Linked DNA regions of Homo sapiens: region 1 is linked to region 2. A link is a contact called in ENCODE Hi-C or POLR2A ChIA-PET data. All regions are on one chromosome and are shown on one strand. The core of a region is the stretch at or near the end of the contact, and the rest is flanking DNA. Distances in the headings are between cores, read along the strand shown. Region 1 holds the start of GOSR2 (golgi SNAP receptor complex member 2). Region 2 overlaps WNT3 (Wnt family member 3).

Region 1 (3,267 bases), core at 281-2,780, 150 kb after region 2:
TTACAAGAAAAAAACAAACAACCCCATCAACAAGTGGGCGAAGGATATGAACAGACACTTCTCAAAAGAAGACATTTATGCAGCCAACAGACACATGAAAAAATGCTCATCATCACTGGCCATCAGAGAAATGCAAATCAAAACCACAATGAGATACCATCTCACACCAGTTAGAATGGCGACCATTAAAAAGTCAGGAAACAACAGCTGCTGGAGAGGATGTGGAGAAATAAGAACACTTTTACACTGTTGGTGGGACTGTTAACTGGTTCAACCATTGTGGAAGACAGTGTGGAGATTTCTCAGGGATCTAGAACTAGAAATACCATTTGACCCAGCCATCCCATTACTGGGTATATACCCAAAGGATTATAAATCATGCTGCTATAAAGACACATTTACATGTATGTTTATTGCAGCACTATTCACAATAGCAAAGACCTGGAACCAACCCAAATGTCCAACAATGACAGACTGGATTAAGAAAATGTGGCATATATACACCATGGAATACTATGCAGCCATAAAAAATGATGAGTTCATGTCCTTTGTAGGGACACGGATGAAGCTGGAAACCAACATTCTCAGCAAACTATCGCAAGGACAAAAAAACAAACATTACATGTTCTCACTCATAGGTGGGAACTGAACGATGAGAACACTTGGACACAGGAAGGGGGACATCACACTTCGGGGCCTGTTGTGGGGTGGGGAGAGGGGGAAGGGATAGCATTAGGAGATATACCTAATGTAAATGACGAGTTAATGGGTGCAGCACACCAACATGGCACATGTATACATATGTAACAACCCTGCACGTTGTGCACATGTACCCTAGAACTTAAAGTATAATAATAAAAAATAATAAAATAAAGAAAAAAAATCTATAACTACATTTCTTGTAATTTTGTCTTTTGAGAGTATACATATCTTATTTCCTTTCCCAGACCAGAACCTCTTTGAGGGCAGGAGGAACCCGGTTTTCCCTACTTTACACATGACACATAATAACCACTCATTCAATGTAGGTTTACTGGATGGATAAATAGGAATGGGGGGTAGATAGGCGGGAGAGTGAGTAGACAAATGCGAAACAGGAAAAGCTTGCGCCAGGAAAAACAGTGAAGAGCGAAATCTCCAGACCCCCGATTAAATGGTTTAAAGTGAAGCCAAGCAAGAACCTCCAGTCCTCTCTGCGGCAGAGAACAGCAGATGATAGCGGCTCGCCTTCAACTTTGCTCTGAGGACCTCTCGTTAGTATCCCGCGATTGTCCTTCCTAACGCCTGACTGAATCCTGAGGCTAGCCTTCAGCGAACATGTACACCGCCTTGCCCTTCACGTGAAGCCGAGCCTGTGACTACACTTATCCTTCCGTCGCCGGCCTCATTTCTCCTTCCCCTTCTCCGATCTCGCAACCACTGCTAGTAAGGCGCGCGTGCGGGCAGCCCTGGCCGGCAGGGGAGGGAGGGTCCTGCGACCGGAAGCCGGAAACCGGAAGGGGGGCTGTGAGGACGTGTTCCGAGGAAGCCAGAGCCGGAGCCGTGGCCTGCGGGGCCGGCGACATGGATCCCCTGTTCCAGCAAACGCACAAGTGAGGGCCGGTCGGGGAGCGGGCAGGGGCTAGACGAGGCGAGGCCAGGTGAGCCTGGCTTCTGGGGCTGAGGCCTCGGACGTCAGCCAGGGTAGAGGCCGAGTTTTTCCGCCAGGGCACTGCTGGGGATGCCTCCGAAGTGCTTAATCCTTGGCGGGACTCCCAGGTCAGCCACAGACAGTGGGTTCAGGCTGGGGCCTGGAGACGTGGGGCAGATGACTCCTGGGGTCTGCAAGTTCGTGACTACCTGCTGGGTAGACTGGGTGACGGGAAACTGGCACCTGCAGGTTATAAAACTTTGTCCAGCACTTGTCAACTCGGTGCTCCTGGTTGGTAGACCTCGAGAGGAGACACGGAGTAGGAGACACGGCCCCTGGCCGTAGGAGTGTACTGTTTAATTGGAGAGTCAGGGCACGTACGGGAAAGTATTTGTATTCTTATTCGATTTATACTAAAGACCACATTTTTATGGTACAAAGAAATTGCTGTCCACGTAGCATTCACTATTATTACTTGTTAATCGTATCTGGTTACAGGTTATCGCTAAGAAAATCAAATTGTAATTTAGTTTCTCATAACTTAAATTCCTTGGTAGTGTCCTTTATTCGCATCGTCCTGCACTTTCGGAATTGCTGAGATACGTAGTTGAGTATTAATGGGGCCATACTTACCCTATTTTTGGGGGCGGGGGGCAGAATTATGATTTTTACCCTGTTTTGGAGGGACGGAATTTTATGATTTTTATTTTTTATTGTAAAATATACACAACATAAGATTTACTGTTTTAACAATTTTTAAGTGTACAATTCAGTGACATTGAGTACATTCACAACTTACATCACTACGATCCATTTCCAGAACTTTTTCATCATCCCAGTGTGCCTGTTAATCAGTAGCACTTCATTTCTTCCTTCCAGAACACCTAGTAACCTCTGTTTTACTTCTCTCTATGAGTTTACCTATTCTAGATACTTAATATAAGTGGAGTCATACAGAATTTGTCCTTTTGTATCTGGCTTATTTCACTTAATGTTTTCAGGGTTCATCTATATTGTAGCCTGTTACCAGAATTTCATTCTGTTTTATGACGGAATAATATTCCGTTTTATGTGTCTACCACATTTTGTTATCCATTCATCTGTTGATGGACACTTGAGTTGTTTCCACCATTGGGCTGTTGAGAATAATACTGCTATGAACTCTGGTGTAGAAGTATCTGTTTTAGTTTCTCTTCTCAATTTTTTGAGGTATATACCTATCCTATTGAGAACTTTCAAACTTATGCTGTAGTTTTGTTGATTAAAACACTTAAAATCACACTCCCAAGGCCTGGAAATGAAATGCCCTGAAGCATGAGGAATAAGAGGGTGATGATCCTCTTTCTCTTTCATTTTCTAAGTTTATGGGTTTCTTTTATTTTGGCGATGAGGTGTTTCATTTGGACAGGCGAAAATACAGAACCTACTTTGTAATGACAGAATTTTCTTTTACACTGGGGAGCCCTATTCTCACATAAACGTTATAGGAAGGGACTTAAAACTAGTCTGTGAGTAATTTAGAGAAAGAATGAAACGAAATTATGTTCATGTTACTAAGAAAGGGCCTATCTTTCACAATAGCAGGGCACAATGGGCATAGTAGTGCCTTGAAGTTAATCTGTTATGTATGGTCTTAT
Region 2 (2,630 bases), core at 131-2,630:
GGCCGAGCGCGCGTCCGGCCTGTTCTCGCGCGCATCCGCGAACTCCCTGGACACTAACACGCCGAAGTCAGCGTCCTCGCTGCAGCCGCCCCACTTCCAGCCTTCGCCAGGCGGCCCCTTATGATGCGAGTCACAGCCGCAAATGGTGGAGGTGCCCTCGGCGCAGGAGCGGGTGACGGCGAAGGCCACGCCGGCCGAGGCGATGGCGTGAACGAAGGCCGACTCGCGGGTGGCTGCGGGGAGGTCGTGGGGAGGCAGCACTCAGGACCCGGCCTGGGAGCGCCTGCCCTGCCTCCACCTCCCAGGCCAGGACGTGAGGGGAACGAGGCCAGGAAGAGTTGAAGAGCTCACCAGCCCTGAGGCAAGAGGGAGGCAGCTTCCCCACCCTCTTTGGCTGGTTTAGACCCAGTTGGGTATTCCCACTTCACCGATGAGCAAACTGAGGCCCTGGGCTGCTGATTAGCTCAGGACCTCAAATGCCACAGGGCAAAGCAGTGCCTGTTAGAAACAGGCGCCGACACCAAACCTCTGGCAGGTTGCTGCAGAGATAAGGCAGCCACTTCTGTCCTGGTCCCACACCCCCTGCCCTCCACCTTCCCAAAGTCCAGAGACCACCCTGCACAGGCCTGAGCCCTCCCACGCCTGAGTGAGATCCAGGTCTGTAAGGAGGGAGGCCTGGGAATCTACAGCCTAAACCTGCCCAGGCCCACCCCTTCCGCACGTGGATGCATAGGGACGGCCCCTCTCCTTTTCTCGGTCTCAGTCGCCCTTTTTGTAAAATGGACACGGCTTCCCTCCGCTCCTAGAGCCCCTCACCAGGAGGGCAGTGGCCCGTGCCTCAGTCTCCCCATCCCCATTCTCCTGCCCTCACGCCCAGGCACGGCCAACTCCCTCCCAGAAGGGTAGGGACACCGGGCAGTTCCCCTGGTTCTGTCCCAGGGTCCAGCGCAGGGAAAGGAGAGACTCTCAAGGGTGTGCTCCAGCCTCCTCACAACGGTCATCGTCTCTGCATGTGCTTCATTCACATGGAAAGTTTTACTCATTTTATAGATGTGGACATTGACGATTAGGGAGGCCAAGGCCTGCAAGACCTGCAGCCCAACCATCTCTCTCCTCATGGCAGGACCCGGGAGCCGGAGGTGACTCGCCACCTGACACAGGCTGTGAAACGCCGGGCCGGCCTAGTCGGCAAAATTGGTCATAAATGTGACCAAATTTATTTAGAAGCCAGGCGCCCGCCTCCCCTCCTGGGCTGTGGGCCGAGTGCTGCAAGAAGGAAGCCCGGGACCCCTCTTGGCTCCCGCGGCCGCTCTCCGCGGCCCCCACGCCCTCCTGCGCCACCTACAGAGGGGCCCGTCCCACTTCCAACGACGGGAGGGCGAAGAGTGCAGAGCTGGTCCCGCCCGCGCCCCGCGCCTGCGCTGCCAGGGCCGACCGAGGACGGCGGCAAGGGGGCCCGACGTCCCGCGTCCAGTTGTGCTCCCGGCCTCGGGGTCCCAGCCGCGCCGCTCACTCGCCCCAATCCTAGACGCCCCAGCCCTGGGGGCGCCTCGGGGAAGAGGGGCCGAGGGCGGGTTCACAGGGCGGGCGCCCCTCGTTTCCGGCCGGCCTGCGGCCTCTCGCGGCGGCAGCGGCGCCCGGGCCCCGGGCCGCGCTGGGTTCCCAGCCCCGGGAACGCGGGGGCGGCGGGGGCGGGGCGGGGATTAGCCTGGGAGCGGCGCTGACAGCCCCGCTGTGCCTTCCCCGTCCGGCGGGGCCCGCTGGGCCGCTCAATCCGCCTTTGTTCGCGCGGTGTCACACCGCATTACCCGCATAATGCGGCCGCCGGGCCCGGGCCGCCGGGCCGGCCGCCACCGCGTAGCAACGGGCGGCTCCCGCGGCCGGGCCGCGCCCCCGGCCCCGGCGCCGGGCCGCGAAATCCCCATTGAAGCGGCGCCCCCCGCCCCCGCGCCGCGCCGCGCCGCGCCGCGCCGAATGGCCAGAGGGCGTGTGAATGGCGCGGCGGCCGCGCGGTGGGGGGGCGGTGCTCGGGCGCTTTTCAGGCCGCCCAGGCCCCTCCGGCGCCCGCCCCCGCCCCTGCCCCCGCCCCCGCCTGGGGAAGCGCCTCGGGCCCGCCGCGCCGCCGCCGCGCCTCGCCCCTTCCGGCCGCCGACCCCGCCGCCCCCAGACTCGCGGAAGACGCGCGCCCCGGGCTGCCCGACCCGCTGCGCCCCGGGTCTCAAAGCGCGGGGCAGAGATTAACCCTTGGCCGCCCACGCGGCGGTGGTGTGGGGACTCGCCGGGGGCGGGGTGCAAACGTGGGGCCGGAGCTGGGCGCGAACCTGGGTTCAAGGTCCGGGCTCTGGGCACCGACCGGGGCGCGTATGCGCTCGCGGCGTCTTCCGGGATGCTCTCCTCGCCGCCGCCAGCAAATTCCCAAACTCTCGGGCACACATCGCCCCTCCCCCCGCAACCCAAACCTGTCCTCGGGCCATCTAGGGACCGGGGCGTGTGCCAGAACCTACGGTGGTGACTTAAAACGTTCAACGCGGAGTGAATGGGTAGCGCTCCCAGAGCCGCTTTCCCCTGGCTCTTGGCCGGAGACGGGAAGAGCGATCAGAGGTGACTCGCTTTTGGGGAGCGCGTCTAGA

The links. Hi-C counts contacts between places; a loop is a spot of excess contacts on that map. ChIA-PET counts read pairs that join two places held with the same protein, here RNA polymerase II (POLR2A). Pooled maps may share reads with other maps.
Region 1: a pooled map shows a loop between it and region 2 (5-fold over the local background). The contact joins the promoter of GOSR2 here to the enhancer-like site in region 2. A Hi-C loop is called at or near these places in 1 of 168 maps with a recorded cell type or tissue (HCT116) and 9 of 50 pooled maps. POLR2A ChIA-PET finds 5 or more read pairs at or near these places in 1 of 52 experiments (endothelial cell of umbilical vein).

What each region holds. Positions count from the first base shown.
Region 1 is chr17:46,921,630-46,924,896 of GRCh38, forward strand. It overlaps GOSR2 (golgi SNAP receptor complex member 2), which reads left to right and starts at 1,531. Exons shown (of 6, transcript NM_004287.5): 1 at 1,531-1,592. The coding sequence starts at 1,564. It overlaps GOSR2-DT (GOSR2 divergent transcript), which reads right to left and starts at 1,242. Exons shown (of 3, transcript NR_186460.1): 1 at 1,182-1,242. It also overlaps a transcript of LRRC37A2 not described here. RefSeq lists an enhancer at 1,507-2,231.
Region 2 is chr17:46,769,816-46,772,445 of GRCh38, forward strand. It overlaps WNT3 (Wnt family member 3), which reads right to left. Exons shown (of 5, transcript NM_030753.5): 3 at 1-233. It also overlaps a transcript of LRRC37A2 not described here. Among named protein-coding and RNA genes, the nearest start is that of WNT3, 48 kb to the right of the region's middle. RefSeq lists an enhancer at 2,188-2,630. Within about 2 kb of position 1,381, at least 15 of the 41 ENCODE cell types and tissues checked have a DNase peak (open chromatin) inside an H3K27ac peak, as active enhancers do.